Regions from separate parts of the Homo sapiens genome. Here region 1 is linked to region 2. Evidence: chromatin loops called from intact Hi-C (ENCODE). Cell type or tissue: Panc1. All regions are shown on one strand. Links, peaks and the distances in the headings refer to the core of each region. The heading gives the core; the rest is flanking DNA.

Region 1 (8,268 bases), core at 269-8,268, 61 kb before region 2:
CTCCAGCCTGGGCAACAGAATGAGACTCTGTCTCAAAAAAAAAAAAAAAAAATTTCATTGGACTTTTTCCCCAGAAATGGAAAAGCCAATCTTAAAATTCATATGGAATTGTGGAATTGTAAGGGGCCCCTGAATAGCCAAAATAATCTTGAAAAAGAACAATATTGAAAGACTCACATATCCCAATTTCAGGACTTACTACAAAGCTACAGCAATCAAAACCATGTGGTACTGGCATAAAGACAGACATATACACTAATGGAATGGAACTGAGAGTCCAAAAATAAACACTTGCAGCTCTGGTCAATTGGTTTTTGATACTATGCCAGGACCATTCCATGGGGGAAAGAATAGTCTCTTCAACAAATGGTGCTGGGATAACTGGATAGCCACATGCAAGAGAATGCTGTTGGATCCCTAACTCACACCATACACAAAAATTAACTGAAAATGGATCCAAGACCTAAATATAAGAGCTAAAACTATACCATTTTAGAAAGAAACATAAGTGTAATTTTCACTCTGCTGGATTTGGCAATTTTTTTTTTTTTTTGAGATGGAGTCTTGCTCCATCACCCAGGTTGGAGTGCAGCAGTGCGATCTCCACTCACTGCAACCTCTGCCTCCCGGGTTCAAGTGATTCGCTTGCCTCAGCATCTTGAGTAGCTGGGACTACAGGTGCACGCCACCACACCCAGCTAATTTTTGTATTTTTAGTAGAGATGGGGTTTCTCCACATTGGCCAGGCTGGTCTCAAACTCCTGACCTCAGGTGATCCACCTTCCTCAGCCTCCCAAAGTGCAATGGATTTTTATTTTTTTGTTTTTTGAGATGGAGTCTTGCTCTGTTGCCCAGGCTAGAGTGCAGTGGCACGATCTTGGCTCACAGCTACCTCCACCTCCCGGGTTCAAGCAATTCTTCTTTCTCAGCCTCCCAAGTAGCTGGGACTACAAGCACCCACCACCACGCCTGGCTAATTTTCATATTTTTAGTAGAGATGGGGTTTCACCATATTGGTCAGGCTGGTCTTGAACTCCTGACCTCAGGTGATCTAACAACCATGGCCTCCCAAAGTGCTGGGATTACAGGCGTGAGTCACCGCACCTGGCACAATGGATTTTTAGATATGATACTAAAAGCATGAGTAACCAAAGGAAAAAAATGGATAAACTGGATTTCATCAAAACTAAAAGCTTTTGTGGTCAAAGGACATTATCAAGAAAGTGAAAAGACAGCCACAATATTCCAGAAAAATATTGGCAAATCATATGTCTGATAAAGGCCTAGTGTTTAGAATATGTAAAGAACTTTTGGCCGGGCGCGGTGGCTCACACCTATAATCCCAGCACTTTGGGAGGCCGAGGCGGGCAGATCACGAGGTCAGGAGATCGAGACCATCCTGGCTAACACGGTGAAACCCTGTCTCTACTAAAAATACAAAGAATTAGCCGGGCGTGGTGGCGGGCGCCTGTAGTCCCAGCTACTCGGGAGGCTGAGGCAGGAGAATGGCGTGAACCCGGGAGGCGGAGCTTGCAGTGAGCCGAGAATCACATCACTGCACTCCAGCCTGGACGACAGAGCGAGCCTCTGTCTCAAAAAAAAAAAAACAAAAAACAAACAAAAAAAACTTTCACAACTGGATGGTAAAGAACAGCCACAGCGTTTGAATAGACATTTCTCTAAAGAATATACATAGCTGGCCAGTGAACACATGAAGTTATTTGTCATTAGCAAAATGGAAATCAAACCCACAATGAGATATCCCTGCACACCGACCAGATGGTGATTCTTTAATAAAGAAAGGAAAATAACAAGTGTTGGCGAGATCTGGAGAAACTGGAAAAGTGATTCCTGGTTCCTCAGAAAGTTAAGTGTGTCACCCTGTGACCCACGACTCCATTCCTGGGTATTTTCCCAGGAGCACTGAAAATATATATTCATACAAACATTTTTGTGTGAATATTTATAGCAACATTATTCATAACAGCTCAATAATAAAACTGTGTCCACCAGCTGATGGCAAAATATGGTCCATCCATATGACGGAACGTTGTATGAAAGGGATACATGGCTGGGTGCAGTGGCTCACGCCTGTAATCCCAGCACTTTGGGAGGCTGAGGCGGGCGGGTCACCTGAGGTCAGGAGTTTGAGACCAGCCTGGCCAACACGGCAAAACCCCATCTCTACTAAAAATACAAAAATTAGCCGCGCGTGGTGGCGGGCACTTGTAGTTGCAGCTACTTGGGAGGCTGAGGCAGGAGAATTGCTTGAACCCAGGAGGTGGAGGTTGCAGTGAGCTGAGATTGTGCCACTGTACTCCAGCCTGGGCAACAGAGTGAGACTCTGTCTCAAAAAAAAAAAAAAGAAAAGAAAAGGATACGTGAACTACGTGGATGAACCCTGAAAACACCACGGTAAGAGAAAGGAGACAGGAGAGAGAGAGAAGGTCCATCAGCGGTGACCAGGAATGGCCGGCAATGTAGCTGTGATGGCTCGTTAGTAGTGTTTCTTTTTTGAGGTGATGAAATGTTCTGGAATTGGTGGTGATAATTGCACAACTTTTGAAATACTAAAAGCCACTGAACTGCACACTTTAAGATCGTGAATTTTATGTTCTGTGAATTATCGCAATTAAGAGAGAGTTTGGGAGATGTGAGGAAAGTAACTGGAGGCTCCTCTGAGCGCTGCCGTCCCAGCCACAGTGACACACGCCTGTGGGTGAGGAAGGACCATCCCTGGCTGCTGCTTCCGGGGCCTGGCCGGGGTGACCAAGACAGATAAAAGTCCTTCGGCCAAGCCCCGTTTTTATCCCAGTTTCACACCGCGCTGCTCAAGGGCCTTTGCTGCTAGGGCTGTTTGAAGTACCCCACAGGTACCCCCACAGAAAGGAACCCTGCAAAATTAGGACACTCCACCGCACATGGCCCTTAGCTAGGGAGAGTCCGGGCCTGCACGGGCAGCTGCTGCTGCTCCAGGACACCTGGCCCGGGGGCTGCTGTTGGCCCTGCCTGCCAAGTGGAGGATCTGAAAGGAACAAAGACTCTTCACATGGTGGCTGTCACTGAAGCCGAGCTGTCCCCTGACCCTACGGCGAGGCTGCCCGCGGGACTCGTGCCGACAGACCCCCGACTGGGCTTTCCGTCCGGGCCTTTGCTGGCTGCTGGGGACAGGCACTGCCAGCTAAGTGAGCAGAGACGCTGGAAGGGTTTGGTTCCACACGGTCAGGTCACACTTCAGCGCAGCCGCCCACGCACGCCACGGACATCTGTGTGCCTGGTGCCCAGCCTGACCACACACCCCCGCCCCGAGGGATCTCACTCCCAGACTGGAGGGCACAGTGGACGCACCTTGAGGGTGGTGAAGACCCAGTCCTTGGCGAGGCCCCGGGCCTTCCAGAACGTGTCACTGATGTAGCGGTTGAGGTGTTCCATGCTCCACACCGTGTGCTCCTTCAGCAGCATGTACAGAGGGCTCTTCTTCTGCATGAACTGGGGGCACACGGTGCCTGGAGACTGGCTCCCAGACTGTCCGGAGGGCCTGTCCTCACGGGGGTCCCCAAGAGAACATCCCCCTAACCTAGAAGGCTTCTGCATGAACTGGGGGCACACGGTGCCTGGAGACTGGCTCCCAGACTGTCCGGAGGGCCTGTCCTCACGGGGGTCCCCAAGAGAACATCCCCCTAACCTAGAAGGCTTCTGCATGAACTGGGGGCACACGGTGCCTGGAGACTGGCTCCCAGACTGTCCGGAGGGCCTGTCCTCACGGGGGTCCCCAAGAGAACATCCCCCTAACCTAGAAGGCCTGTTCTCTGGGGGTCCCTGAGACAGCCGCCCCTAACCTTGCTCCCCCGGCCCCACCCTGACCTGCCTGCAAAGACCCTCCCACAAAAACCTTCATCCGCTGAGACCCCCCTTCAGCCGTGAGGACCCCACAGATCTTCTCAGAAGGTCCCTACCCTGGACTCTCCCATGAAGACCCGTCCCCAGAAATCTCTGCCCACAGGGCCCCTCCTCTGACAGCCTCAGAATCCCCTCGGTTCCGACGCCCACCCGCACCCCATCCTCAGAAAACTCAGCTGCGGCTTGGGAGCCAGGCTGCACGCTGAGGGCTACAGGGCTCTGAGCCCTTTCACCAGCTAACGGGGTCCCTGCCACGCCCTTCTTCTGACGTGGCCAAAAGCGGGAGGTGAGAGGCAGTGCTCACTGCCAGCGGGGGCAGCCCAGGCTACTTCCAGGCCTGAGACACCTCCCGGCCTGGGCCACCTCCTTCTGTAGCTGCACCCCCTCTGCACCCCCTAGCAGTGAGAACCTCCTTCTAATCTCATCCCAAGGCTGCAGGGAGGGCCCTCACCCATGGCAGACTCACCTGGTTGGTCAAGTGGCCGCCGAGGTCGCTGGAATGGGGGTCGTAAAGGCTAAGGGTGAGGCGAGCATAGCCGTGGCCAAAGAAGATCATGTAGGGTGTGGTGCAGGCAATGAGCAGGTAGGAGCGCACGTCAAACTTTCTCCCGTCCACCAGCAGCGGGTTCTGGATGTACCTGGGGGCACCATGTCGGGGCTGCTGGGCTGAGCCACGGGGCCAGCCTGGCCTGCATCCCCTCACACCCCACCCCGGGCCTGTTCCATTTCCTCAGCGCCCCGCCTCTGTCCCAGGTGTGACCTCCAGGGAAAGGGGGCATTTCTGGGCCTGAATATGTCAGGGGAATTGGGAGGAAAGGCCTGGCACCCTGATGGGTGCTCCAGGGCATAACCGCAGTAGGAGCCTGGAGGGCTGCCTGGAGGAGGAGGGCATGAAGGTGGCTTTGGAGAGGAAGGGAAGGAGCGCGCCAGGCGGGCGCTAGGCAGAGGGAGCACAGCAGGCAGAGGGGGTGCGCCAGGCGGAGAGCTCGCCAGGTGGAGGGACGCGAGGGAGGAGCCGATGGAAGCTGGGGACGGCAGACGGCAGCTGTGGTCAGAGTGAGGCTCTACGAGGGCCGGGGGTGAGGTCGACAGGTCTAAACCTTCAGCCTCGTGCAGCCACGGGGCTTTCTGGAGGAAGCCTTCCCACTCAGGGAAGGAGTGGTCAGCTTGGCCATAGGCCTGAAGGCTGCAGCTGGCTGGCTGGGCCGGGGAGTAGGGGGGCTGGCAGCCGGGAGGCCACCCAGGCCAGGCCACCTGCAGGACAGAGGGGGCCCCAGCTGAAGGACAAACTGACTAACCCCTCAACCCTGGATCCTGTGTCTGTGACCCCGGCCTGGTGTGACCCCTCCCCTCTGCTGGCTACACGGGGGCCCGGCTGTGGTCTGCACAGGGGCTGGTGGTGCGGCTGCTTTCCACGACCAAGGGCTCCTCGGCGGCCCTGCTGACTGCACCAGTGGGGCCCGGGTCAGCCAGCCCAGACCCTCACCCCTCCGGGCACCCGCCGCCGCACCTCTGCACCACCCGCGCCTGAGGCCCCCGGAACGGCGTCTTGTGGTGGATGGGGTCGTCCTCCATGCTCCGGGTCTTGGCCTGCAGGGCGGCAACTTCCTCCTGGTTCCGGAGCAGGAAGATGCCTTTGCCCTGGTTGGAGGCTGTGGGCTTGCAGATCCATATCTGGGTTTCTGCAGAGAGCGCGGCCTGAGCCCCTGGCCTCGCCCCCAACCCAGCCACGCCCCTCCTAGGGCCCGACCAGGACCCTCCCCTCCAGGCTGCGACCCTCGGCCCGGCCATTCCAACCTTGGCCCTGCGCTAACCACACGCCTGGCCCCAGCTCCTGCCCGTGCCTCGACCACGCTCACCCGGACCAAGCTCCAGCCCTGGCCCCAGTGCCCTCATACCCCAACCTCCACGAAGGCCAGACCCTCCCCTTTCCAACTCCTCAGTCCCCACCCAGACCAGGCCCAGCCCTGGCCCCTTCCTGACCACCTCGTCTCGTCCCAGCCCCACGCAGCCCCTCCAGACCCAGCCCTGCCCTCATCAGCCCCCGCCTTGGTCCAGCCCTCACCCTGTCTCCCCAGGGCCAGCCTGGTGTCCGGCCAGCAGCGTCTCACCATCAAACAAGGTGAAAAAGGCCTCTCTCTCGTGTTTGAGGTCCAGGCGGTAGGTCTCTGGGAAAAACTCTTCCATTCTCAGGACCCTGCAGGGCAGGGAGGCAGGAGGATGAGCTGCTGTCCCTTCGCCCCTGGCTGGGTGGGCGGTTTGAGGCCCAGCCTGTGGCCCGGCGGGAGGGAGTGTGGGCAGTGGCACCTGGCGCCCGCGGCCGTTCTCCTTGTGGGGACTTTGCGTTTCCTGCCCCTTTGCAGCACCCCCCCAACGGGCTGTGCTGCTGGCTGCATCCTTCTGGCCGCTGACCCCCACCCGGGCCCCTCCCGCTGGCTGCTTTTTCCCTCATGGTTGCTCTCCCGGCTGGCACCGTCTCAGCCATTTGTGAGCCACCACCTCATGGCAGTGTCCTCACGGCTGGGATGGGCGGAGAGCGTGGCCTGAGCCCCTGGCCCTGCCCCAGCTCTGTGTGCACTGGGGGGTCAGCGTGGATCTCGGCCTGGCCTGGCTGAACCTCTGACTCTAGCTCGTGGTTTTCCTTTGTGTGGGACCCCCGCCCCGCTTTCTCCTTTTCAGACGACACCAGGTTTAGGTCTGAACTTCGGTCTGAAGGGCCCCTCACAGCTGGGCTGAGTCTACCTCTGTGGCCTGAGGTATCCTGGGCTTGTCCACGGGAGGTCCTCCAGGGCGGGCGCTGCTGCGTCCTTTTCCAGCCTGCAGCCCAGGGGACAGAGGGCCTGGACTGAGGGGCCAGCTCATGGTGCTTGGAGCGGGTGGGGACTGGGGGATGGGGCATGGGTGGTGAGTGGGCGGACTGTGAGTTGTGGTGGAAGGAGGTGGCTGGGTGGACGGCGGTGCCTGGGGGAAACAGCTGTGTTGCTCTAGGCTGGAAGTGGACGCTGGACATGGTGTAAAGCTGGTGTCACAGGCAACCAGGGGCGGGGGGTGCAGATGGAGGCAGCTGCGGTTGGCTGGGCGGGTGCTTGGTGCAAAAATGTCTGGGCCAAATGAAGTGAGGAGGGATAGGTGGGTCCATAGAAGGGCAGTGGGCAGGGCTGGGAGCAGGAGGACGAAGTCGCTAGGATGGATGGCCCAGACTTGGGTGAGCGATGGACGGCCTCACTCAGGGCACCCACAGGTGACGGTGGGCACGGTGTGGGATTGTGGATGGATTGGATGGATGTTTGGGGTGAAGGCAGATTGACAGGTGGGTTGTACCTGGGTGGGTCTGTGAGATGGACAGGTGGGTGGGTGTCAGGCCCAGTGGGTTGGGGACGTGTGGGATCTTCCCCGTTCAGCCACGAGGAAGAGGGTGGGTTTATGGGACAGGGGTTTGGCCCTTTAAAGGACAGGTGGAAGGTGGAGGCAGGTGCTGACGGGTGGGGGCTGGGGCCAGCCTGGGAGCCCAGGTGGCCAGGGGCAGGGGCAAGGGCAGGGGCAGGGGCTGGAGCCAGCCTGGGAGCCTGGGTGGCCAGGGGCAGGGGCAAGGGCAGGGGCGGGCGCAGGGGCAGGGGTGGGGCGGGTGCAGGGGCAGGGGCAGGGGCAGGCGTAGGGGCGGGCGCAGGGACGGGGGCAGGGGCAGGGGCAGACTCACCTGGCCTGGACCCCCCCCGGCACCTTGCTGGCCTTGCTCATGGCCCGTGCCCGTCCCCGAAGGGTGCTGAGCAGCCCGATCTTGGTGGTGAGGAGCTTGTTGTTGGGAAGCTGGTACAGCAGCTGCTCTCCTGGAGGTCAGAGGCCAGGGCTCGTGTGGAGGGAGCGCAGGACCTCGGTCCCCACCCCTCCAACCTGCCCTGTGCTCCGGCCCAGGAGGCCCCTGCAGGCTGCCCGCCTCTGGTGCCGGCTCCCGCTACCTTCCCGGAAGCTGCCGTAGCTGTCTCGGCTCTTGACCTCACACCACTTCAGCGTGTAGTCGTCCCGGCGGCTGTCATGGATGCGCTGCCAGCCCTTGCTTTTGCAGTAGGAGCTGATGCTGCGAGGGGTGGGGGCGGGGGTGACCTGGGGGCCGAGGCAAGGGGTTGGGGATGGCGGGCGGCCAGCGGAGGCCGGGCTGGGCCCCGGGAGCAGGCGGTGGGTATTCAGTGGGACCACGGGCGCCCAGGGCCGCTACTCACATTGTGGCCCCGTTGCTGCCTCCAATGTAGAAGAAGGGCCCCGGCCGGGTGCTGTGGGGCGATGGCTTCCCACCCCCCAGCAGGAGCCCCTCCAGGAGGGCAGCTGAGGGCCCGGCGGCGTTAGTGTCATCCGAGTCTGCAGGCCGGTGGC
Region 2 (8,319 bases), core at 208-8,207:
AGCGTGCCCACCACTCATCAACAAGTCAAAGCGCGAACCCTGTGGGTGCAGCAGCCGGACCTCGGGTGTGCTGGCTTTCCGACACCCAAACCAGCAAACCTCACACCCGCTGCTCGCGGAGGGCCGCTGAAGCCGCAGCGAGGTGAGCGAGACTCCCCACTGGGGACAGAGAAAGACCCCTCCTCCCCCAAGTCACAGAAAGACCCCGTCTCCCCCAAGGCAGAGAAAGACCCCGCCTCCCCCATGGCAGAGAAAGACCCCGTCTCCCTCATGGCAGAGAAAGACCCTGCCTCCTCCATGGCAGAGAAAGACCCCGCCTCCCCCAAGGCAGAGAAAGACCCCGCCTCCCCCAAGGCGGGCGGATCACCTGAGGTCAGGAGTTCGAGACCAGCCTAGCCAAAATGGTGAAACCCCGTCTCTATTAAAAATACAAAAATTAGCTGGATGTGGTGGCGGGCGCCTGCAATCCCAGCTACTCGGGAGGCCGAGGCAGGAGAATTTCTTGAACCCAAGAAGCAGAGGTTGTAGTGAGCCGAGATTGTGCCACTGCACTCCAGCCTGGACGACAAGAGCAAAACTCCATCTCAAAAAAAAAAAAAAAACAGAGAGAATTCCAGGGAGGAGGTCACCACGCCGGTGCCGCCCCGGGAGCAGCTCACACTGACTTCACAGACGCACAGGGAGGCCATGGCGCAGGACAGGCAGACCGGCTGGCAGGCCAGCACTCCAGGCTGCTGAGGGGCCGCTGCTGCCAGCTGACGGGGAGGCCCTCGGCCCCCACCCCGCGGCCCCTGCCCTCCTCCGTCCCCCGTCCTTCCCGGGGGGTCCCTGACTGTGACGGACAGCAGTGTGTTTGGTGTCTCCTGTGCCTGCGGAGCGGTTCTGGAGTCTGTCTATGGAGTCTGCTTGTTTGAAGGCTGCTGTGACTTTCTTATATTTATCAGCAAATTTTGGGGATTTTTTTCCAGCGGGCGAATGGCCCAGGGCTGGAAGCAGGGTCCGTGCTCCCCCGAGCTGCTCTCCTGGGCTTCTTGAGGGCTCAGCTCTCCGGAACGAGGTGGATTGAGGATGGGTCCCCTCCAAGTACACTCCACCCCAGGCCCAGCACGAAGGGTACAGAGGGCGAAAGTCTGGATGGGATACCCCAGCCTGGGAATCTGTGCTTGCCTGGGACTCTCAGCAGGAGGTTGGAAGAGGACGGAGGACCCAGGACTCTTTCTGCACAGGGCCTGGGCCATCCACTCTTTGCCCTGGGGTAACTTGAGGGCCTGTGGAGGAAACATCTTTCCTGGAATCCTGGCCTGAGAGGATGCTAAGGGTTAACCCCTGAGGCTGACCCCAAGGGCGTCCATTCCTGCATAAAAGGCCCAGCTCAGCCAGCCCCATCGGCCACCTCTGTCAGGGGAAGAGTGTAGCTCAGGTGAGGTGTCGGGCGGGCCCCTGCTGGCCTCAGAGTCCACCCCTGCAGGCCACACCTCGGCCGCGGCAGTCCCTTTGAAGGAGAGGAAGGCCTGGAGGAGAGGCCTCGAGGCAGACACACACCCTCCCCTGTCCCCGCCACGGTCCTCCGAGCTCCTCCATGCCTGCTTCTGTGGTAGAGGCTCCTGTGGGGGCAGCTGTACTGGGCCCTGAGACCAAGCACTTCCCTGTGGGGTCAACAGGCCACCTCACTGTCTGAGTGCCACCCTGGGGCGTCTTTCTGGGCCACAGCCCCGGGAGCCGGGAGCTCCTCCAGCACCATGGCCTTCCCTATCCTCTCATCAGAACAGAGAGAGCAGGCACGGGGGCCGTCTTGTACCACGCAGACCAGGCTCCAGCAGCCGGGGCTCCCACCGCCCCTGAACCGATCTGGGGACTCACGGTCAGAGGCCCCCCTTTCCCCACATCCCTCCTGCCTCCCCCAGGCGGACAGACCCCTCGGCCTCCACAGCCGCTCAGCGGCTGCCCTGGGGAAAGCCTTCCATGGCCTTCGTCCTGGTGAGCCCTTATTTGTCAAATAAATATTTGCCCAGGGTGGGGCTTGCCACTCAGGGTCAGGCATTAAATGAGCCTAAAGTCCGCGGAGCCTGCAGCAGTGCCGTGGCCCAGGCCAGCAGCAAGTGAGGGGGAGGCTGGACCAGGGGTCTCTGCCTGACCTGGATGCATCTTCCAGCGCTGAGCTCCTGACTCACAGAGACTCTGCAAGGCCAAGGGGTTCTTGGGGTCTGGAGAACGTGGAGACCCCGGAGCTGATGCGAGGCAGCCTCTCCCTGGGTGGGGCAGTGGGTGGCGAAGGGCCCCACCCTCAGCCTGCGAAGCTCCTTCCAAAGAGAACCTGCAGTGCCTGCCCTGCCTGTGCCCACAGGGCTGCAGTTTCCAATAGAACAGAGGCTGAGGGAACCCGGGAATGTGAGGTCTCAGAGGCAGCAACCCCACGCATGTGGCAGCCCCAAGCAGTGAGCGGACTGGGTGCAGGAGGAGGCCCCAACCACGCCCAGAATTCACGTGGCTTCCTGCATGAGTTAGCTGCTGCCGTGTAACAAGTGACCCCACATGCAGTGGCTGGAACATGCACGTTTACCACGTCTGCTTCCAGAGCTCAGAAACTCAGAGCTGTGGACGTAGCAGGAAGCACAATTGCGAAGTGGACAGGGTGGTGGTTTCTCAGAGCTCAACTGCAGGGCATGTGTGTGCATAGGTGTGTGCCCAGGTGTGTGTCCAGGTGTGTGTGCAGGTGTGTGCCCAGGCGTGTGTGCATAGGTGGGTGCCCAAGTGTGTGTGCAGGTGTGTGCTCAGGTGTGTATGCAGTGGTGTGCGCAGGTGTGTGCACAGGTGTGTGTTCTCAGGTGTGTATGCAGTGGTGTGCGCAGGTGTGTGCACAGGTGTGTGGCGTGTGTGCAGGTGTGTGCGCGCAGGAGTGTGCACAGGTGTGTGCTCAGGTGTGTGTGGCATGTGCGCAGGTGTGTGCAGGAGTGTGTGCAGGTGTGTGCGCAGGTGTGTGCAGGTGTGTGCCCAGGTGTGTGCTCAAGTGTATGTAGAGTGTGCGCAGGAGTGTGTGCAGGTGTGTGCTCAGGTGTGTGCTCAAGTGTTTGCAGATACGTGCTGAGGTGTGTGCGCAGGTGTGTGCTCAGGTGTGTGCAGATGTGTGCTCAGGTGTATGTGCAGGTGTGTGTGGTGTGCACAGGTGTGTGCATGGGGGTGTGGGTGGGGTGTGCTCAGGTGTGTGTGTAGGTGTGTGCACAGGTGAGTGCAGATGTGTGCTCAGGTGTGCGCAGGTGTGTTTTCAGGTGTGTGTGCAGGTGTGCTCAGGTTTGTGCACGGGTGTGTGGCGTGTGCACAGGTGTGTGTGCACAGGTGTGTGTGCAGGTGTGTGCACTGTGTGTGCAGGAGTGTGCGCAGGTGTGTGTGGCGTGTGCGCAGGTGTGCGTGCAGGTGTGTGCTCAAGTGTGTGCTGCATGAGCTTCCGTACTTGCTCCTGGGCTTCTCACTGGCCAGGGCTGGTGTCCAGGGCGAGCCATCCCAGGCAGAGCACACAGGACGCAGCGTTTACAGCCCCATCTGGAGAGCACCACCTTCACTTCTGCCTTTGTCCACAAGGGAGGGGCTTGCATGGGGGAAGAGTAAGCGCTGCCTACCCGGGGCCCTGGATGTAGAACGGCCTGCAGCCAGGACTCCCGTCCGGTGTGTTTGGTGTTGCTGTTTTCCTGGAAGCCTCTGCGTCCCATCTGCGGGTTTGCTGGTACTGGTGGCTGACCGGTTAATGGTATGAAGTAGAGCAGTTTTGAGAAGCTCTGCATTTTGTTTTAGCTTCATGCAGGCACACACGACCCTGCGGGGCCAGGAGAGCAACTGCGGAGAAGGCTGTGCCCTGAGGCGGCAGAGCTGAGGCCAACAGCAACCGCAGAAGTGTGGGGCTTGTCCTCGTGCTGCTCCTCAGTGTTCCTCTTCATTTTCACAGACACAGCTCCGTGCTTTGCACGTATTTCACCATCTGTGTCATATGTAATTAAACTGCATCCTTGCACGGCCAAAGCTCTGGCCTGCGTCTGAGTGACTGGCGTCCCTACGGTGAACCAGGGTTTCCTGTGTGGACGCAGGACTTTGGTGCATAGAGACCCGCGTGAGGCAGAGGGGCTGGTGGATGGGGCCCCAGGTGGGCGTCTGGGGTTCGAAGCTGGGGTGTCTGCCCCACGCTGGCCCCAAGGGTGTTGGTCACAGGCCCCACCTCCCCACGGGCGAGGGGCACCCCTTGATTCAGGAGGTAGAATGTGGCAACAGAGAGAGGTGCCATGGGCACGGGAAGACGCCCCCACCTCGCTGAGTCGCCAGCAGGTAGGAAGGGGGGCCCCTGAGGCACGGGGGCCGTCGGGGGATGTGAGGATGGCTGTGGTCTGAGCTTCGAGGTGCCGTAGCTTCACTTCCGAGGGAGCCGGCCTCACAGGCCGAGGCCAGGGGGCCTTCTGCCACCCACCCAGCCCGGCGGGGCTGCCTCCCATCAGCTCCGAAGATCCCCCAGGTCCTGAGAACCCCTGCTCAGGGTCTCCTGAGGAAGGTCCCGGCCACACTGCCTGACTTCCCGGGCAGGAGTCGGAGCGGCTGGGTCGGCAACGCCAAGTGCAGTGCCCAGGTCCGGGCCCGGCACCCGTGAGGGAGAGACGCCACCTGCAGGCGGGCTCAGGGACCTGGCACTGGGGAGACGAGGGTCCGCGGATGCCCCAGCCTGTGCTCCCAGGGCCCCACGACCCAACCCGAGAGTCTCTGCCTGGGTGCCAGGCCCACTGAGGCCACAGGGGAGGGCGGAGGGTGGGGTCCCGGGGAAGCCATGGCGGGACAGAGGCCCCCCAGCCTCCTGCCCAGCCAGGCAGCCGAGCTCCAAAGGCAGCTGCAACCATCGTCATCTCAGCCCTGGCAAGGTTGAGGCTGTCCCACAGCCGCCGGAGGCTCTTTAGCCAGCACAGGACAGTTTCTAGGGAAGAGACGCCCCCCACACAGAGGGTTCCTGAAGCTCTGAGGAGGGAGCACCCACAGCCCAGCCCGCTGGTCCCCACGTCTCCTGGTCGTCCATCGGCCGAGAGCCCAGTGGGCATCAGGGCCAGTGGCTCAGCCTGGGAGGCTCCAGGACCTCAGGGCTGGCACCCCTCTGCCCAGAGCAAGGAAGGCCCCACCCCACCCACAGAACAGGCGCCACGTGAGGCTGGCCTCACCCCTGGGCCTGCTGCGGCTGCTGTAGGGGCAGGAGTCCCAGATGGGGTGGGGTGGGGGAGGGGGGGCAATCCCAGGGGGCAATGGGGGGAGGGGCAGCGTGGGCACCGGGAGGGGCTGGGGGTCGCCACAGCCCTGTTCAGCGCAGAACACAGGGCCTGCCTCCGCAGAGCAGGAGGCTTCAGCCTCGTTGCAGGGCAGCAGCCTGGCTGGGGAGGAGGTGGGGCCATGAACAGCACTTGCCTCCTTTAATTAGGGGATTAACTGCGTGCTGATAATTGAGCCTCCCCCAGCACCTGCCTGTTTGGAAGAGCTAACACCTCCACCTGCTCCTCCCTTAGGCAAGGAGGCCTCTGGGCCCTGCATGTCGGTGTGGGGGGGTGGACAAGGTGTCCAGGCTCAGCACTGCCGGGGGTAAAGGGCACCCAGCTGCAGTTCTGAGCCTCCCTCGTCCACGCACGTCCTGGTGTAGCTATGTGGGGACTGAGCCCCTTCCCCGTGAGCTGAAGAGCACCCCCCATCAGGGAGGCACGGCCTGGCCTGCTGGGAAGAGCAGCCCTTCTGGGAATGGCCTGCGGATAATTGGAGTCCCAGTGCAGTAGGAAGCCAGCGAGCCTTGGCACGCCAGCCCCAGGGACCGCATAGAGGTGACGCAACAGAAACCGAACCCCACCAAGGCCCCCAAAACCGAGCCCCACCGAGGCCCCCAAAACCGAGCCTCACTGAGGTCCCCAGGAGCCCTCAGGAGGAGCTGCTGTTTGGCACGGCTGGGAGCTCCGCCTCAGTTTCCCTCTTTCCGAAGTCATCTCTTAGGCTTTTTGTTTGTTTTTGAGACGGAGTCTCGCTCTGTTGCCAGGCTGGAGTGAAGTGGCGCGATCTCGGCTCACTGCAAGCTCTGCCTCCCGGGTTCAAGTGATTCTCCTGCCTCAGCCTCCCAAGTAGCTGGGATTACAGGCGCATGCCAGCATGTCCAGCTAATTTTTGTATTTTTAGTAGAGACGGGGTTTCACCATGTTGGTCAGGCTGGTCTTGAACTCCTGACCTTGGGTGATCCGCCCGCCTTGGCCTCCCAAAGTGCTGGGATTACAGGCTTGGGCCACCAAGCCCGGCATCTTCTAGGGGTTTTGAACTATTTGTCCAAATAGCCATGTCCTAGAATAAAGGACAAAGTCAAAGGCCCAGAGACCATTAAGCCCAGTCAGGGCCGAGGAGCTCAGGGATCCCCCACCACAGCTTCCCCCAGCGGAGCTCAGGGACCCCCACCCCCCACCCCTGCTTCCCCCAGCGGAACGGCAGGAACAGGAAGGCAGTGTCATAACCAGGAGGCATCCAGGCCCATGTGAGTGGTCCAACCTCCCGCACCCCTGGGGTGCCCGCCCCACCCCTGCTCACCACTGTGATCTGTGATCCAGCTTCACCGTTTTGCCCTTTAAGAGCTGTAGAACCAGGCACGGTGGGAGGGGGGCAGGTCGCATGAGCCTGGGAGTTCCAGACCAGCCGGGTCGACACAGCAAGTCTCCGTCTCTGCTTAAAAACATTTTTAAGAGGGAATGGTAGACCGTGGAACCACCGAGCACGCGCCCTTTTGAGGCAGGATTTTCTCGCCAGCCAAGGCCCTTGGAGTTGTTCAGGTCCCCCCAGATGGACGCTGCCTCCTTTGTTGTTGTTGGTTTTTTTTTTTTTTTCGTTTTTTGGGTTTTTTTTTTTTGGAGATGGAGTCTCGCTCTGTGGCCCAGGGGCGCGATCTCGGTTCACTGAGACCTCTGTCTCCTGGGTTCAAGTGATTCTCATGCCTCAGCCTCCTGAGTAGCTGGAATTACAGGCGTGTGTCACCACACCTGGCTAATTTTTTTTTATTTTTAATGGAGACGTGGTTTCACCATGTTGGCCAGGCCTGTCTCAAACTCCTGACTTCAAGTGATCCGCCCGCCTTGGCCTCTCAAGAGTGCTGGGATTCCAGGCGTGAGCCACCGCGCCCAGCCGGATCCTGGCCTCTTCATGGTGCCCGCTCCTCAGGGTGTCTGCACGGGGTGGGCTCACCACCCACCTGGGGGGGAGTGTTGTTTCGAGTTTGGAGCTATTAAAATGAAGCTGCCGGCGAGTGTGTGAAGTTTTTATTTCTCTGAGATGAATGCCCCAGAATGCCACTGCTGCCTTCCACGGCACCTGCATGTTCCAATTTTTAAGGAACTGCCAAGGGCTCTCCAGGGGGCCGCACCATTCCGCAACCCCCGCAGTGCATGAGGGACCAGCTGTGGCTGTTTAAATCCTGGCCATCTGGACAGGCGGTGGCATCTCCTTCTGCTCTTAATTCACAGCCCACCAGCAAACATTTTACACTGTATTTACAAATGCGTATGTTCTAACTCGTTTGCAAACACTTTGAATTAACAAAATCTTCCCCACTAAATCACTGATATACCTCCAGACTCGTTAAACATATAGTTTGTTCCTAAAATCTCTTAAGTTTTCCAAGACCCTACATAAATGCAGTAAGATTCCACTTACACTACAGAGCCTAAATAATTTCCTCATTTGAAAGATGATTCAGTGGCAAAGCCGACCCTCTCTCAGGACAAGTTCTCTTGAGCATTATGAATGCCGGGCTGGGCACGGCAGCTCACACCTGTGGCCCCAGGTGCTGTGGGAGGCCAAGGCAGGAGGATCCTTGAGCCCGGGCGGTCGAGGCTGCAGTGAGCTACGATGGCACCACCGCACTCCTGCCTGGGCGACAGAGCGAGTCCTCATCTCAACAAAACATCCCGCCCCTACAAAACCCCATGCATTACAAACATAAGATGGTTCTATTTTAATACAAAAAATATTAGTGCACAGCTTTTTAGTTCCCCAACCTTCCCATACTGCACCTGAAGTCTCTGGGGAGGAAAGTGCTCCCTTTCGGGGACACAAACAGCCCGGTTGGCAGAGGTGGGGTCCCTGGTGTGATCTGTGGGCACCTGCGACTTACGATGCTCCCCTGTGGCTTTCAGACCTAGCATCCCTGCTATAACCTGAGGATGGGATTCAGCCCGTGTGGCCCTTAGGGGAGTAAATGTCGTTTCTGTTTTAGTCTAGAGATTGTCCTTCAACTTGATGCGACCCTACGGTGTCCTTATGTTTCCACCTGGCCTAGTGGAA

Evidence for each region. A loop is a pair of places that touch in the nucleus more often than their neighbours do. Peaks named below come from ENCODE experiments on the same cell type or tissue, not always from the same donor. Only the 100,000 strongest peaks of a DNase experiment are listed, where the experiment ranks them.
Region 1: a loop joins it to region 2, with 2.2 times the contacts of the local background. A loop is called at or near these places in 5 of 110 quality-filtered maps.

What each region holds. Positions count from the first base shown.
Region 1 is chr1:1,180,190-1,188,457 of GRCh38, reverse strand. TTLL10 (tubulin tyrosine ligase like 10) reads right to left here. Exons shown (of 16, transcript NM_001130045.2): 6 at 8,118-8,268; 7 at 7,857-7,975; 8 at 7,598-7,727; 9 at 6,643-6,717; 10 at 6,012-6,097; 11 at 5,411-5,582; 12 at 4,367-4,538; 13 at 3,349-3,489. Among named protein-coding and RNA genes, the nearest start is that of TTLL10-AS1, 4.8 kb to the right of the region's middle. In Panc1, for the core only: no CTCF peak of the experiment used is centred there; no DNase peak of the experiment used is centred there.
Region 2 is chr1:1,118,595-1,126,913 of GRCh38, reverse strand. It overlaps LOC124903819 (a long non-coding RNA gene), which reads left to right. Exons shown (of 2, transcript XR_007065349.1): 2 at 1-4,011. Among named protein-coding and RNA genes, the nearest start is that of C1orf159, 6.7 kb to the right of the region's middle. RefSeq lists an enhancer at 3,139-3,957 and a silencer at 4,566-4,905. In Panc1, for the core only: a CTCF peak has its summit at 4,647 (motif pointing left); a DNase peak (open chromatin) is centred at 4,623; H3K4me3 peaks cover 424 bases; H3K27ac peaks cover 565 bases.